2 separate regions of the Homo sapiens genome follow, and region 1 is linked to region 2. The links are chromatin loops, found by intact Hi-C in ENCODE. Cell type or tissue: endothelial cell of umbilical vein. All regions are shown on one strand. Each heading gives the region's core, and the rest is flanking DNA. Links, peaks and the distances in the headings are about the cores only. Region 1 overlaps CAVIN2-AS1 (CAVIN2 and TMEFF2 antisense RNA 1). Region 2 holds the start of CAVIN2 (caveolae associated protein 2).

What was found. Hi-C counts contacts between places; a loop is a spot of excess contacts. Peaks named below come from ENCODE experiments on the same cell type or tissue, not always from the same donor. Only the 100,000 strongest peaks of a DNase experiment are listed, where the experiment ranks them.
Region 1: it touches region 2 in a loop (3-fold over the local background); 11 of 110 quality-filtered maps call a loop at or near these places.

Annotation. Positions count from the first base shown.
Region 1 is chr2:191,898,409-191,901,324 of GRCh38, forward strand. All of the region lies in intron 1 of CAVIN2-AS1 (CAVIN2 and TMEFF2 antisense RNA 1), which reads left to right. Among named protein-coding and RNA genes, the nearest start is that of CAVIN2, 53 kb to the left of the region's middle. In endothelial cell of umbilical vein, for the core only: no CTCF peak of the experiment used is centred there; a DNase peak (open chromatin) is centred at 1,223; H3K27ac peaks cover 1,708 bases.
Region 2 is chr2:191,846,191-191,849,106 of GRCh38, forward strand. It overlaps CAVIN2 (caveolae associated protein 2), which reads right to left and starts at 898. Exons shown (of 2, transcript NM_004657.6): 1 at 253-898. The coding sequence starts at 735. It overlaps CAVIN2-AS1 (CAVIN2 and TMEFF2 antisense RNA 1), which reads left to right and starts at 298. Exons shown (of 4, transcript NR_187184.1): 1 at 298-581. RefSeq lists an enhancer at 603-1,111. In endothelial cell of umbilical vein, for the core only: no CTCF peak of the experiment used is centred there; a DNase peak (open chromatin) is centred at 1,081; H3K4me3 peaks cover 1,098 bases; H3K27ac peaks cover 1,934 bases.

The DNA.
Region 1 (2,916 bases), core at 186-2,685, 52 kb after region 2:
TCATCAGAGAAGATCAACTATCTAGTTGATCAGATTTCTGCTGCTTGCTCTTCTATTTTGTTCTTTTCCTCTGACTTTTATGGTTTAAATGTCGTTTGTCCTGACCAAAACTCATGTTGAGGCTTGGCCTCCAATATAGTGGTATTGGGAAGTGGTGCCTTTAAAAGGTGATTAGGTCATTAAGAGGGATTAATGCCTTTCACATGAGAGTGAGTTCTTGCTGTCAAGGGGCTGAACTAGTTACACTGAGAGGGTATTGTTATAAAACAAGGCTGCCTCTGATGTTTGATCTCTTTGCACATGCCTGCTTCCTCTTCCTCCTCTCCACCATGTTATAATGCAGCAAGAGGCTCTTCCCAGTAGCCAACCAGATGCAGCCTCCTGATCTTGGACCTCCCAGCCTCCAGAATTCCAAGCTAAATAAACTTCATTTCTTTGTAAATTACCTAGTCTCAGGTATTATATTATAGCAACGGGAAATGAACCATGACACTGATTTTTAATCTCTTTTTCCTTTACCTTTGCTCTCTGAAAGAGTGTGTCAAATCTTTCTTCACAGCCCAGGTTTAATGTTCTGCAAGGTCAATTTAGCTCTTTATGGCTTAAAGTGATATTTTAAATACTATCATGACGTTATTAGTTACCTTACCTTCTTTAGATTTTTTTTTCCCCAAATGCAGTCAACTCTCTTCCAAAAATATCTTCCTATATCTTATCTTTCATTTTAAGTATTATAAAAGCAAGTGTTCTAAAATGTTTGTTTCTTGGAACAAATCTTTATAAAAATACACTCCTCCAGTTTTATCATGCTATCTTGATTTTCTTGCCAAAACTTCAAAGGACTTAACACTGTTTATTTTCTGTATACTTATTTTTGATAGAAGGCAGGTCTATTTTGATCTGTTATTTGAATAAAAATTAACATGGTACATTTTTCTGAGTCTGCTCACTGTTTAGCTTGACATTTTCTACTCCTCCTTTTTATGTTATAATAAAAAAGAGATGATATGGATTTATATTAATAGTTTGGTTATTAGGCAGACAGAGAAGGATGAAGAGAAAATTGAGGCATGAACAGTCCCAAAAGAAGCAGAAGGAAAACGGTACTTTATATATTTGTTGAAGAGACAAAGTTTCCGCATCTAATTTTGCTGTTAACTTAGTGATTGCTTTTAGGCAGATGACATCATTTTCTTGTTGTCTGCCTGCCAATCTGGGCAAATGTTGTTTTGTTTTAGGAAAATGCCTCTGAGTCAGGATGAATATGTCAGTTGGTGGGAAGCTGACTGATTGTAACTCCTTTTTGTATGGCCTTATTTATTTCCTCAGCTCAGTGCTTCTGCCTCAGAGGGTTTTATTTATTTATTGATTGAGGAATCATTGAAACTGACTATAAGGCAAGTAGTTTGTTTTTCCTATAGTTTTTTGCTCCCCCTCTTCTTCCTTCCTTTCTTTCTTCCTTTTGTTTCTCACTTCCTTTCTCTCTCTCTCTTTTTTTGTTTTGGAGACAGAGTCTCCCTCTGTCACCCAGGCTGGAGTGCAATGGTGTGATCTTGGCTCACTGCAACCTCTGCCTCCCGGGTTCAAGCAATTCTCCTGCCTCAGCCTCCCAAGTAGCTGGGACTACAGGTGCCCACCACCACGCCTGGCTAATTTTTTTGTATTTTTAGTAGAAATGGTGTTTTACCATGTTGGCCAGGCTGGTGTTGAACTCCTGACCTCAGGGGATCCACCCGCCTTGACCTCCCAAAGTGCTGGGATTACAGGCGTGAGCCACCGTGCCTGGCCCCTTTCTCTTTTAGGACAGTTTTCTCATTAATTCAGAAAAGTATTTATCACAGTGGGGAGGGATGAACCATAGTAGGAAATTAGGGTTGGTAGAAATTCCTACCTTTTCTTCTATTTGGTGTAGCTTACTCCCAGGTTACTGATGCAATGGTGCAAAGAGTTCCAAGTGGAGTTGTTACTCTCTGTCTCTTGTCTCTCTTCCTTATAACCCTTAATGATCTGATGGTTTTATCAGGGGAAATCCCTTTCACTTGGCTCTCATTTTCTCTCTTGTCTGCCACCATGTAAGACATGCCTTTTACCTTCTGCCATGATTGTGAGGCCTCCCCAGCCATGTGGAACTGTGATTCCATTAAATCCTTTTTTCTTCATAAATTACCCAGTCTCAAGTATGTCTTTATCAGCAGTGTGAAAACAGACGAATACAGTAAATTGGTACCAGGAGAGTGGGGCGCTGCTATAAAGATACCCAAAAATATATATGTAAGTGACTTTGGAACTGGGTAACAGGCAGAGGCTGGAACAGTTTGGAGGACTCGGAAGAAAACAGGAAAATGTGGGAAAGTTTGGAACCTCCTAAAGACTTGCTGAATGGCATTGACCAAAATTCTGATAATTATATAGACAATGAAATCCAGGCTGAGGTGGTCTCAGATGAGTAACTTGTTGGGAACTGGAGTAAAGGTGACACTTGCTATGTTTTAGCAAAGAAACTGGTGGCATTTTGCCCCTGCCCTGGAGATCTGTGGAACTTTGAACTTGATGGAGATGACTTAGGGTATCTGGCAGAAGAAATTTCTAAGCAGCAAAGCATTTAAGGGTTGACTTGGGTTACAAACTTTCAGTCTCAAAAGAGAAGCACAGCATAAAAGTTCAGAAAATTTGCAGCCTGATGATACAATAGAAAAGAAAAACCCATTTTCTGAGGAGAAATTCAAGCCTTTAAGCCGGCTGCAGAAATTTGCATAAATAACAAGGAGTCAAATGTTAATCACCAAGACAATGGGGAAATGCCTCCAGGGCATGTCATAGACCTTTGCAGCAGCCCCTCCCATCACAAGCCAGGCAGCCTAGGAGGAAAACATGGTTTCATGGGCTGGGCCCAGGGCCCCCCTGTTGTGTGCAGCC
Region 2 (2,916 bases), core at 1-2,500:
TGACAAATGACCCGGGGCCTACTAAGCCCGGGGACATCTTCTTTGGATTAGTCTGTAGTGACCTGGGAAATTCCCACCCCTGTGTGAAGATTTCACATTTGCTTTCCGCAGGCAGACAGGGGACAGTGCCTTGTATGTGTGATCCCTGACAGGCAGGACAAATGTAAAAATGGCTGTGAGAGCCAGGATGAGCGAGATCAAGAATGATAAGGAGTTCCAGCCCGCCTGTAAGGAGGCATAGGGGGAACTGACCTGGAAGATGAGCACTTTGAAATGGTTGCGTCGGAGGAGCTGGGCGTGGTTGTTCTCCAGCCGCTTCACCTGTGCGCACTGCCTATCCATGCGCTCTTTGACCGCGCGCGTGTGGGCGCTGACCTTGCGGGACTTCTCCAGCAGCTTGCTCACCGTGTTGCTGGTGGAGGCCTGGTACTTGGAGAGCTTGGTGAGGTCATTCTGGATGCCCTTCACGGAGCCCTCCAAACTGATCTGTCGCTGCTCCATCTTGTGCTGGTTCTCCTGCACAGCGTCTAGCATGTTCACCAGCTTGTCCAGGAGCGTGAGCACCGTGACTGCGTTCACCTGTGAGTTGTCCCGGATGGCCTCCTCTGTGTTCCCTAGGTTCAGGCTGGGGCTTGGTGTGGAGGAAGGCATCGGGCTGGGGCTCGAGGGCTTTTCCTGCCGCATGTCAGACCCAGGGTGCTGGAACTTTTCGGCCTGTGCAGCGTCCTCTCCCATGGCTAGGCAGGTGGGAACGTTCTTTCTCTCTGGGAGCTGCTTCTTGCTCGGGTGAGAAGTTGCGGTGGTGAGGGTGTAGGATGAGGCCCGCTGGTTGGAGCTCAGGGCACCAGTCTCCAGGACTGGCAGAGGTTCAGACAGGCAACAACTGGCTACGCTGATCAGGGGAACTGCATTCCAGCTGCTCTTAAAGGCCCTACTCCACCCAGTGGGAGGAGAAGTTTACAGAACTGAGAACCATTTAGGGTTCAGACGTATGCACACACTTCCTAACCGCGTTCTGGGCACAGGACACTTTGTTGCAGGTTTAGCTTTTCTTTCCTGTTCCCCTTCCCTTTCAATGTCATATTTCAATCATGACTTCATCTAGAGGCGGAGAAAAACATGCTAACTTGGCCCAGCTCCACAGCTTCCAATTGGCTAAAGCTGGTAAACTTTTCTCTGGCTGCTATGCTGCAGATGCAACAGGGTGCCTGTTTCTTTTTCCTGGATACAAGTTATTGTAACGGAAAGTATTGTTTGCATTTGCCCTAGAACTGACTGATGGGTTGCAGAACACCGGGTGTCCTACTGGGAGGCATAGAGTTTAAAGGGTACTGCAGCCAAGTTTGTATTATTAGTTTCTCATTTGCAAAGGAATGGGACTAACTCTGATAATGATAAGGAAAACAGCTCAGTTCTTATTACTCTTGCAGTTGCAGATACAAAATAAGTTAAAAGAGATTGAACTTCAGGGATATTTAAAAAAAGTAATACTGCTGTTATGACTGTTATGTAATATATGGAAACTTTTTGAATGACCACATTTAAAAAAATGATTGTTTTTTTCAAGAAGTGAGACTGAGGAAAAATAAAATGTGGTCTTTTTAAGAACCTACCGTGATGATTTGTTTTAACTAACTTTGAGTTGGTGAGGAGAGACTTTCTCAAATGCCCATCTCTGCAAGGCATTTATTGACACGTGCCCAGAAGTGTCTGTTGGCAGGCTGAGTTGGAGTTTCTCAAGTGGTTCTAATGTTTGACATTTTAAAATTCCTGCTCAGTGAAGTGGCACACCTGTTCTCAAATGTGGCCCTCCTCAGCTGAACCTTGGGATGTGGGGCTTATTTTCCTAAAATGGCTTTACATGCTTGAGTTGATTTTAAACGTATCCAGCCTTTGAAAGTGCTTTCAGCAGGAAGTTTGTAATAGGCCTTCTATGAACAATTTTGAGACGAACAAATGCCAGCTCATACCAGGTCAGGGATTGATAATGGAACAATGCCATTCGTCAATAGTAACACCTACATGTAAGCCAATCAATCAGCAGGCCATTGGTTATCACGTTGGTTGAATCTCTGCCTTCTGCTATATGCATGAAGCACTATCCAGAAGACATTGGCAAAGCATGACGGAGACCCTGCTCTCAATGAGTATAGCTGCCAGTTAGGAAGATGAACTAAAGATATTTACAGAGGCCTTCAATTTCTTCAGATAATTGGTGCCACCAAAACCCACTTAAAGCAAATGCTTTAAAAATAGAGACCAAAAAAGGTGAAAAGAAGGTTTGGTTGAGATGTTATCTTTTAAAAAAGTAAGAACATTATTAAAATTAATTTACCTTATATTTAATAAAATTTAGTTGGTCAAAAATGTGTTAAATATTAGAATAAAGGATGAATCAAGTGTTGATTTTAAGAAGCATAATTTTCTAACAAAATTATATGATATCATGACACGACGTCCTTTTACATTTGACTTTTGTGGGCAAATCATAGAGTGTCACTATTTCAAAAATATTTGAGGGCTTCATCAATTTTCCAAGAGCCTCTCTTAAATTTTGACATTCAAATCATTTCTTTTTGAAGCACTTATTGTGCCATCATCCATGTAGATTTGTTCTTCTTCAAATGTTAATGTTAACTATTCCAGCTGCAGATTCTCATTTGTCAGAGGAGTTGCCCATGATTCAAGGGCTTCTCTAACATTACCTTCATCAACTTCATGATTTCCTACATATTTTGCAAAATTTGCGATTTCACATTATAATCACTTCACCCTGATTTTGCATTGATTTGCGCTGATTTTGCATTGCATTGTTGGATATTGTATAATCAGCTAGATGAATAGAGACATTAAAGAGATGGGGTGTGAGGTGGTAAAAGGAAAGAGGCTAGTTGTTAAATAGAAAGAAAGGTTTGC